2 separate regions of the Mus musculus genome follow, and region 2 is linked to region 1. Evidence: chromatin loops called from intact Hi-C (ENCODE). Cell type or tissue: left cerebral cortex. All regions are shown on one strand. Links, peaks and the distances in the headings refer to the core of each region. The heading gives the core; the rest is flanking DNA. Region 1 holds the start of Cdc26 (cell division cycle 26). Region 2 holds the start of Wdr31 (WD repeat domain 31).

The links. A loop is a pair of places that touch in the nucleus more often than their neighbours do. Peaks named below come from ENCODE experiments on the same cell type or tissue, not always from the same donor. Only the 100,000 strongest peaks of a DNase experiment are listed, where the experiment ranks them.
Region 2: a loop joins it to region 1, with 2.1 times the contacts of the local background. A loop is called at or near these places in 1 of 42 quality-filtered maps.

What each region holds. Positions count from the first base shown.
Region 1 is chr4:62,405,158-62,410,537 of GRCm38, forward strand. Cdc26 (cell division cycle 26) reads right to left here and starts at 3,468. Exons shown (of 4, transcript NM_139291.4): 1 at 3,395-3,468. Prpf4 (pre-mRNA processing factor 4) reads left to right here and starts at 3,626. Exons shown (of 14, transcript NM_027297.3): 1 at 3,626-3,744; 2 at 4,418-4,595. The coding sequence starts at 3,718. In left cerebral cortex, for the core only: a CTCF peak has its summit at 2,645 (motif pointing right); DNase peaks (open chromatin) are centred at 2,757 and 3,558; H3K4me3 peaks cover 2,313 bases; H3K27ac peaks cover 1,590 bases.
Region 2 is chr4:62,468,563-62,473,942 of GRCm38, forward strand. Wdr31 (WD repeat domain 31) reads right to left here and starts at 2,337. Exons shown (of 11, transcript NM_023597.3): 1 at 2,257-2,337; 2 at 275-371. In left cerebral cortex, for the core only: no CTCF peak of the experiment used is centred there; DNase peaks (open chromatin) are centred at 2,377 and 3,700; H3K4me3 peaks cover 1,097 bases; H3K27ac peaks cover 702 bases.

The sequences.
Region 1 (5,380 bases), core at 189-5,188:
AGGTTCCAGTACAGATAGTGTAGCAAAAGCCAGAGGCCTTAGAATAGCCAGTGACCCATTGAAATGAACATTTACAAGTTTAGATGTGTGGACAAAAGTGTATACTATGTGACGCACCATGACACACTACAGGTTCCATGACAAATTTTGGTTTATTCTATCTTATTTTATTTTAGTGGCGGGAGTAGTTGCAAGGGTAGAGGGTGGATACGAAGGGACAGGGAGACGAGTGGGATTGGGGTGCCTGATGTGACATTCAAAGAATCAACAAAAAGCTAGGCTGACCTTAGTACTGTTGAAGGTATCGTCTTTATATCCTCTACAGTATCCATGATAAATAAAGTTTTGGAGTAAACTGAGCTACACAACAATAGAGAAGGTGAAACTAACTTGTCGGGCAGTGAGAGGTAGCCTGGTCCTCAGTTGAGCTAAAAAGGCTTTGAAGCCCTGGGGACCCTGAAGAGATGGTAGGTAGGACCTTCGCCTGCTCCCAGGCACCAGGCCCCTGTCACTAACTGCAGTCCCCCATAGATTTGTGGCCATCAGTCATGTAAGGGCAATGCCCCAAGCCCCCCACCCCCAACATAGATGAGGCATCACTAACATCTCAGACCAAGACAAGAGGAAAAGAAACGTGACCACCATAGGATCAAGCCAGATCTCCATTCTAATGAGTTGCCTAAAGGCCTGGAGGGCATAAGCAATAAGCTTTCCTTCCCAGACACTCCTCCCTGCAAAATGTATTTAACCTCAGGCCCACCCTGAGAAGTGGGGGCATGATTTTATACATCCACTTTCCTCTATGACAATAAATGCCTTACTACTATGGACTGCCTCTTTTCATCGGGATCCACCATGGGGAGCCATGGAGAAGGCCTTCGACTATAGAGCCACTGTCTAGTCCTGTAGAAGGCCTTTCTGCACTCCCAGCCACCACTGCCCACCAAGCCCAAGCCCAAGCCTGCAGTCAAGCCAAGGACTCTCCCCGTGTGACCAGCCATTGTTCCCCTTCCCCCCACCACACACAGCCAGCCAGCTGCTCCCCCACTCCATTCTCAGCTCTTCTGGGGCTCCCAGCGGGGCCTGGATGTTGGAAAGCCTGAGAACCGACCACCCCAGCCTCATCACAAGCAGGCAGACCCCCAAACCAGCTCCCACTGTTCCATGCCTCAGACTGCCCGCTTTCCCACCAGCAATGTCCTGGGGCTTCCCTATGGCCCAGCACCAGCCCTGAGCTGGCATGAGGTAAGTGCAGTCAAACTCCCTGTGTCCTGCCTCCCCAAGCTGCAGAGCAGACTCAAGACCCACAACCCTACACTAACTTTTCTTAAGTTCTAGACTCTACCATTATTGGGTTTTTTTTTTTCACTTTAGTAACTAAAAATTTTTGCCTCTTAAAAAAATTATTTAATTATGTATTGGGTGTTGGTGAAAGCACACAATTCACAAGCATCGGTCAGAGGACAACATCTGGGGTCAGTTCTCTCCTTCTACCATGTGGGGCATCACACTTAGCACAGGTTCCTTTACCCACTAAACCGTCCCACATTCGCATTCTTTGTATTATTTTAATACAGACACCTTGGGAAACTTGAAAAATTATTCCAGTTTTATAAAGTTGAAGCAAACAGTTTAGTTAATATCAGAAGCCGGGCAGTAGTGACACACACCTTTAATCCCAGCACTCTGAAGTCAGAGGCAGGAGGATGTCTGTAAGTTTGAGGTCAGCCTGGTCTACAGAACATGTTCCAGGACAGCCAGGGCTACACAGAGAAACCCTTCTTGAAAAACAAAAAATGTGGGCTGGAGAGATGGCTCAGCAGTTATGAGCACTGATTGCTCTTCCAGATATCCTGAGTTCAAATCCAGCAACCACATAGTGGCTCACAACCATCCGTAATGAGATCTGACACCCTCTTCTGGTGTGTCTGAAGACAGCTACAGTGTACTTACATATAATAAATAAATAAATCTTTGGGCTGGAGCAAGCAGGGAGAGCGGGGCCTGAGCAAAAAAAAGAAAAACAAAAAACAAAACAAAACAAAAAAAAAGCTAAATCAGCATTCTATAAAAGTTACACATAGGGGCTGGAGAGATGGCTCAGTGGTTAAGAGCATTGACTGCTCTTCCAGAGGTCCTGAGTTCAATTCCCAGCAACCACATGGTGGCTCACAACCATCCGTAACAAGATCTGGCGCCCTCTTCTGGAGTGTCTGAAGACAGCTAGTGTACTTACATATAATAAATAATTTAAAAAAAAAAAAAAAAACAAAGTTACACTTAGACCACTAAAATAAAAAGCTAAATGATAGTGATCTACATGAAAGTTTTGCTATAGTGTGCATTCATAGAAATTATTATTGCGTGCATCCAGAACGAAACAAAACACTACAATGTATAGGAAACATTTACACTTCTCTCAGGAGGCTTAGCACAGCAAGGGGTGATCTAATCAAAACACTGGCCCGTGACATTTCAAAACTGCTTTATTCTATCAGATACTACTTTCTACCAGATCCTTACGTAGAGAAATGGAAGTCAGCTCCAAGGGGGAAAGGAAGAAACACTTAGAAAAACAACAACAACAACAATAATTCCCTACTTGCGAGGGAACTTTCTGAAAGCCTCACCACTAGAGAGCAATAATGAGTACGAGTTAAAAGCGCGGCTCGGCGGCTCGCGACCTGCCACGTTACTAATTCTACTACTACGGCTCCAGAACGACCTTTTCTCACCAGAATGTTTTTTGGTTTTTTTCGGGCTTGTACTCTTGTCCGTGACTGAGATGACTAAAACAGAATAAGCTCGTTGCGCGTAACTCGGCATTAGTAAGTCCTCGAAAAGGAAGTGCTCTTCTAATTGGAGTTGTTCGGGGCAGGGCCTTGAGTGTGGAAGTGAGTCTGTTCAGCTCGGCAAACGCGCATATTTTTGTAACCCCCACAACTTTCATGTAAGGATTTTTTTTTTAAAAAAAACCTTATCTCTGATGGCCTAACATTCATTGGAGCTACTACTGCTGATATGCTCTTTATCTGGAGCCTTCATGGACCCTTTATTTCAAAGAACACAGACAAAGAATAGGCTGTAGACAAGTAAACCCACAACAAACTAGGCCGCAGCTCCTCCACCACATCTCTATTTTAGCCTTAGAAGGTCTTAGAGTTTAATATCTTCTTGAAGCCCAAACTGATTACGTAGCCACCGAGTTACGAGGGGCCCCCGAAGGACTTCCGTCGTGGACAACAGTCCTCTTTCCCAGCTCCAAGGCTGCAGAAGTCTAGGGAGAGATTTCCATGGCAACACAGGCCTCAGCTTCGAAATGGCGGAAGGCCTCCCGAAGGATAACAGAGACCCTCGTTTTGTTCCAGATTATGGTTGCGATCCGCAAACCTACCTCTTTTCAGGCCTCTGCAGTTCCCCAGAACCTCAACTCCCACCATGACTCCATTGCTGCGCAGCCCAAACTACACCTCCCAGGCTGCTCTGCGCCTCTCTTCCCATGCTCCTCTTCTCCCGCGAGGTTGTGTAGCTCTGTAAGGCCACGCCCCTCGACTCCAGCCGACCTTTGGCAACTACCATTCCCAAGATACTTCGCACGTAGTACGTTTCTGATACGTTTCCGGCCAGTGACGCACTTCCACTTTGCTAGGCGCGCGGTTCCCGGTCTGAAAAGTAGAACGCGGATTTGGCTAGGGCCTCGCGTCTCCGCCGCCCGGCATGGCCTCCTCACGAGCCTCCTCCACGGTACGGAGCTCTGGATCTAAGCTCAGGCCTGCCCTAGAGAGGCCGGGGGTTCCCGTGGGAAAGGGCCGTTACCTTACGGGTCTGGGCCGAGGAGGAGGAAAGCTGAGGGACCCTAGTGTGGACCTTAGTAGCCTTTTCCTGATGTCTTCGTGTGCTGCAGCTCTCTTTGCACTGCTCTTACTTAAGTCCTGAGCAGAGACCACTCTTTCTGGCTGCTCCAAAACACGGTGCTTTGGAATCGGGTTGTGTCCTGACTTAAGCTGTCCGACTCGTACTTACTATGATGAGGCTTCCCAACTTGTAATCGGCTCTGAAAGTATTTGAAATGTGTATTCCAGTCACATCGTGACTTGGTGCACCTAGAGCCACCCTGATTGTTTAGGTTGTTTTTAGTGTCTGCCCAGCAGTGAGAAGTTATTTTCGTAAAACCGGAGATTGCTTTTCCAGTCGATTAAAGTAACGGGCCCCAAAACAACCAAGACACTTCAGGCAGAAATTGATTGGTCGTATTTGTGTGCCAAACTTAACAAGAGCCTTAACTCGCACAAAGTCAGTTTCGACTTTCTCCTCTAGTTTTGAGAGGAAAGAAGATGAAAGTGCAGCGTTAGCTTCATTCTTTTGGGAAGCATGGTTTGCTGGAACTAAACCTTAGTCCGGGTCTTTGATTTAACAGACAACCAAAACCAAAGCGCCTGACGATTTAGTTGCTCCCGTTGTGAAGAAACCACACATCTACTATGGAAGCTTGGAAGAGAAAGAGCGGGAACGCCTGGCCAAAGGAGAGTCTGGGATTTTGGGAAAAGAAGGACTCAAAGCCGGCATTGAAGCAGGAAATATTAATATAACATCCGGTAAGATGCAAATTGCAGGTCATTACCCCCACACACACACCCTTTTTTAAACAGTGCTGGGAATCCAACCCGGGTTTTTTTTTTTTTTTTTTTGCATGCTAGGCAACTGTTCTGCCACTGAGCCATACATTTCCATCTCCCCCCACCCCCCACAGTCTCTTACCTTTGACCTCAAACTCCTCCTGCCTCCTTCCTGGTCGCCACCATGTACTTTTGATGATTCAATATTCTGATGAACACCTTCCCAAACCACATAGTATTAGGTTTATAGGCCAAAACCTTCTATTGGTCTGGGGAGCTAGTTCAGGTGCCAAAAGCTTTTCTCTGTGACCATTAGGACCTGAGACTGAGCCCCAGAACCCATGTTTTTTTACTGGCTTGTTTTTCCTTTTTCTAAAAAAAAAAAAAAAAAAAGTCAATGTGGTGGTACCTACTTAGAATGAAATGTTGGGAAGACATACTTGCAAACGCGTGCAACCTTACCCTTCTGTTTTCACCTTTGAGCCTGTGACTTTACCTGCTTGACATCATCCAGTGAGTGGATTTCTTGTATTCTCTACAGTTCCTTGCAGGAATGACTCGTGGTCTCTGTAGACTTCTTGAGTGGATTTGTCTTTGGGAGATGTAACCTAGTTCTGGCATTGGTTTATAACTGTTTATAGAATTCTTTCCTTTACTTTTCTAGGGTTTTTCTTTGTGTTTTCCTTTTTGTTTCTGTTTTTCAAGACAGGGTTTCTCAGTGTAGCCATGGGCCAAGCTGGCTGGCCTCCAACTCAGAGGTTCTC
Region 2 (5,380 bases), core at 242-5,241, 63 kb after region 1:
AGGATGTTCTGTGATAGGCCATGTGATGGACTAAAAGGAAAAGTTCTAGGACGGCATCCAGAAACTCTAAGATATGTACTGTTTATAGATATGCAGAGCTGCCCATCTGCCAGCTTCACCTGTGTTTAACACTGTCATCAAACTGCAAACAGGTATTGCCCGAGATCTAGGTCACTGGAAACCACGGGGGCTGTAAATGTATTCAAAACCAACTGGATTCTTAGTGGGTATCTTCGCTGGGGAGTGGAAGGAAGGGTAACTTGGCATTACTTACCCCCAAAGCAACCAGATCTTCTTGGTGAGCTGCTGTATTTGATGATCTGTAGTTCATTCAGCCTTCGGAAACAAGTCAGACAGCCACTTCCTAATCTCTGTAATTAACGAAAGGACGCTTAAGTTAATCTCCCCTCTGTCTAAGCATATGTTTGCACCAGAGAGATTTACAAGTGTAAATAGGAGCCTCGTTTAATTGAAAAAAATTATTACTGTAGTTTTCCTCGTTAAGAAATAGCACACAAATTTCCAAGATTATATGAACGTCAATTTTCTATTAATAGAGCAGAGTATATCATGATGTTAACTACACATCTATTTCTCTGCTGCATGAGAGATGGCATCCTAAATTAAAGAGCAAGATTAGCCAGAAGCTCTTTACAGGGTACAACATAACACTCTGTGGTTTTTGACTGTTTGTCTTTTGGGGACAAAATCTTTTTCTGTATAGCCCAAGCTGGCCTCCAACTCAAAATCCTCCTGCCTCACAGGCTCATGTGACCAGACCTCAAAATAATGGTCTTTTTAAACTACCTAACAAGACCATCCAAAAAATATCTCTGAAGGCTCATCACCCTGCTTCAACCCACAAAGGCTGGAAGCACTTGGAAAGGTGCTGAAAGGTCATGATGGCTCTGGATGCCCTGTGGGTTTCTGGGGGAAGCAGATCTACATCTGAACCCCTGATCTGTCTCTGTCCAAATCTGCTTTCCAAAGGCCTACATTAGATAGAGCTCAGAAAATCCTCTTTCGGTTATGTAGTACACAATTCCTTTATAGCCTTTGATACAACTGTGATCCATAGAGCTAACTTGCTGTCATGGGGGCAGAACTGAGTGAAATGAATCTTATTTCAGTAGACTTTTCTCATCCTGTCTGTAGACACACACACACACAAAGATTCAAAACAACAACAACAACAACAAAAAACCTCTCATATGATCCTAGTGACTTGAGATGTCTTATACAAACATTTGCAGTCTGACACAGTATTAACCCAAATATTGAAGAAATGACGCTGTAAAATGTACTACTTAGCAAGGTAGTGAGATGCCCCTTGCCTCTTCACCTACCATGAATCACACAAGACTGAGCAAGTTCCCCGTGACTTGTTATCGAAAAGAACTCTTCCCACTCGGGTTTATTCTAAGAATGTGCCTACTAGGCCTGACTTTTCTTGTGATATATTCTTTTTAATAAATCTCTGTGTATGTGTTCTGGCCTAGCAAGTATGATCACTGAGACTTTTAACATGGCGCTAGTTGTGTACATGATTATTATTATTTTTTTTTTTTTTTTTTGAGACAGGGTTTTACTGTGTAGCCCTGGCTGTCATGGAACGAACTCACTCTGTAGACCAAGCAGGCTGTCCAAGAACTCAGAGATCTGCCTGCTTCTACCGCCTCAATGCTGGGACTAAAGGCATGCACTGCCACTTCCCAACTGGTATAAATGATTTTTTTTTTAAATCCACGCTCTCTTCCCAAATCTTTCACATGGATGTCTATCTAACCTATACTCTCTGTGACTAAGACATCTACACCAGTGTTCAAAGATTAACAAACGACTCGCAGAAGCTTATAGGAGGTGGACTGGTTTGACTCTAATGATAATGTAAAGGAAAAGATTCAGACAGTAAGAGGATTTACAAGACACCCGGTCTCACTGAGGGTCGGCGCTAGATCAGAACTCCCAACGTTGAGGACCATCAGCGTGCAGTTCTTTGTTGTCTTGTTTGTTTTCTTTCTGGCCCTTCAGATTATAAATGCTCCTACTCCTGTCCATTATCTGAACTGCTAAAGCTTACTTTCATGTGCACGTGCCAGGGGAGGATTACGCCAAGATGGAAGCAGGTGAAACCAGGTCCTACACATACCCTCCCAGACCTCCTCCTCACTTCGGGTGGGTGGCTGGCTACCGCTGGGGAGAGCGCGAAGATGCCCCCCGATGCTCCCTCTCTCCCACCTCGGGCTCCATACCCACCGGTGGGCTAGCACCGAGGCCCGAAAGCACGGGTAGCAGGCATCCTTAGCTTCCACAGGTTCCCGCGCCTCCGCCCCTAGCAACCAGGCGCGCGTCGCTAGGGCGGGAGTTCCACCTAAACGCTCCGGGCGTCCACGGCAGCCCCGGAACCCAGGTTCCACGTGCCGGAAGTCCCTCAGGGGCCGAGCCGAGAGAGCGTATTTTCCTTTTCTAATTTGATGGTATGTGAATATTCTATGCAGGGGAGGTTTGTGCTTAACCACGCTACATGAACATGAAGCACCTGTATCCTCCAAGAAAAGCGGTGATATCTGTCGTAGCCACAGCGAGTAAGCGATTAATAAGTGTCACTTTGTAATTATTATTCGCCCAGAAAATTTATTTTAAATGTCCCTGAATATAGACAGAGATTTTCTCCATTGAACATTTCCCAAACATCTTAATCCATTCCTCTCATTTGGCATGTGTGTGTTTATTTTTACTAATTTTTCTAAATAGATAAAGTAATGAGTTTCAAATATATGGAAGGTTTTGATTGTGCCGTTCGCCTTTGTGTGGGGACCATGTTAATTTGTTTTCTGTGTCAATCCACTTTTTAAAAAACGGTTTGAAAATAACTTATTTTATAAGTGTGAGTGCTTTATCTGCATATACATATATATATATATATATATATATATATATATATATATATATATATATAATTTGTGTGCCTACTGAGTTCTAATCCTACAGAACGTGAGTTACCGATGGTTGTGAGCTCGATGGTTGTGAGCTGCCCTGTGGGTTTTGGGAACTGAACCTGTGTCTTCTGCAGGTGCTATAAGTGCTCTTAACCGCTGAGCCATCTCTCCAGTTCCTATATTGTTCCAATTTTAACACATGTGCTGCCAAACTGAATACTTTTCACTTTGTTTTTCATCAAACTGGGATGAGCCAGCACCACAAACAAAAAGACTGTCAGTACCTTCTTCAGATTCAAATGGGAAGGTACTAACAAAAGACTAACATCTCGAGAGATGACTTAGCGGTTAAGAGATCCTGAGTTCAATTCCCAGCAACCTCATGACAGCTCATAACCATGTGGGATCTGATGCTCTCTTCTGGAACACAGGTGTGCATGTTCTAGCTCTACAGGTAGAGCACTCATATTCACAAAATAAATAAATCTTTTAAAAAATAGTTGTTAGGTAAATTTTGGAGTCAGTGTATAACCCATTGCTATGGCAAAATACTAGCAGTAGAATAGACTTCTACTGATTTCTACAAAATACTGTATTTCTACAAAATACTGGCAGTAGAATAGACTTCTACTGATTTGGGTCAAGTACAAACTAAGGTGTTAGAGTCTACTCCCAAAGCACTCTGTTCTGGGATACAACCACTTTGAGAAATGCTTCTGGCATCTGATCCTTCCAAACTGGTATCTGTAGTCACACTTGTCCCGGAGCCTCATCTGTCTTCCGCCTACTTCTTGCTCTTCTCCATCTGACTATCTAAAAGACACCTCTTCCTTGACATGACTCACAGACATCATCTTCTGCCTAAACCTGTTCTTTTCTTTCTCTAAACACTGGGCATTACCACCCATTAATCACTCAAGCCACAAACCTAGGAGTCATTTGTAACTGCCTCTCAGGAGCAATCCTCTGTTGCAGGATATTTGATCACACTGTGAACTGGGAGACTGGATTGTTTCTGGGGAAAAAAAAATCTGTTTCTAGTTGTGGTGTGGCTCACCATTAGCACAATTCTTTAGACCCTATGCCCAGAATACAGACACACCCTTAGTACACACCTTTAATCCCAAACAATAAAGCTAGAGTTAGTTTGTAGAAGGAAACTCTTTATGTTTAAAAGTGATGTTTGAGTGACAGACAAAGTGACAAATCAGAAAAAGATTTGACAAAACAGGATATGCCCAACTCTCAGAAGAAGAGAGAGGAAAGAGAAGCTACTTAAGAGAGAACAGTACACAGAGAGAGCCAGAAAAAAAGGAGGCAGTTTTACTGGAAGAATTTTACAAAGAAAGGTTAAAGAGAGAACGAGTCAGACACAGATAAAAACAGAGCGAGGCAGAGAATGAGAAGGAGCTAGTAGATTAGAACAGATTGTCAAAGTTAGTATAAAGCCAAGCAGAGCAATTTAGGAGAGGCCAAGAGGGAGAAGCCAGATTGAATCAGTCAGCTTGCAGAGGAGTTTGAGCCAGAACAGCTGAGTTGAAGCAGCCCAGCCAGAGTTCAGAAAGAACTAAAAGGGTGAGCTTATTCAGCGGTAAGTTTCAGAGGCTGAAAACATTCTAGGCCTAGATTAGGTTGTACAAAGGCAGTAAACCTCAGAAACAACAATTACATCAGGTGAATAAAAGTTATTTTAACTATCCTGCTCCCAAGGTTTCCAATTCTGCTTTCTAAATATCCTCATTTCTCTCTAGCCACTGTTTTGGTTCAGGCCAACACTATCCGGGGTATAATAAGTTAAAAATAACCATAAACTCATCGTTGATTCTTCCATTAGGGCTGGCATCATACATTTTTTTTTTTCATTTGAGTGTAGCAGAAGTAACATTGTGGAACTTCTGGATTTAAGCCTCAAAGGGACTTGGTTTCTCCTTTCATCTTTTTGAATCTGTAGGAAATCCTAGCCAGCTCACCTGAAAGGCACAGCACACACAATAGTTAGCACCAAATGTCAAGCATGAGTAAGACTGTTTTATACTTTCCAGCCTTCACGTGGTGAAAACCACAAGGAGAATCATCAGAAAAGTGATCCAGGTGTGACAACCCAGTTTGCCAATCTTCTAAGTTAGGAGCACATAAGCACCTTCCACTTTAAGCTCCTAGACGGGCTTTTAGGTGCAGTAAACAATGACAATCCAAGATGAAGCCCAAATTCTTCATGAGGTCTCTTAAGCTTTGTTTACATCTCTTCATCCTCTCTGCACACCCATGCTATGTGCTTCAACACTATGAACTACTTAAGTTAGCTGTTACCTTGGAGTCTTTGTAAACCATCCTTACACTCTGTGATGGTGAGTGCCGTCACTGGACAGGATCTAGAATCATGAAAAGAAAACAGAAACAAAAAGACCTCTGGGTGTATCTGTGATGGATCAACTGAAGTG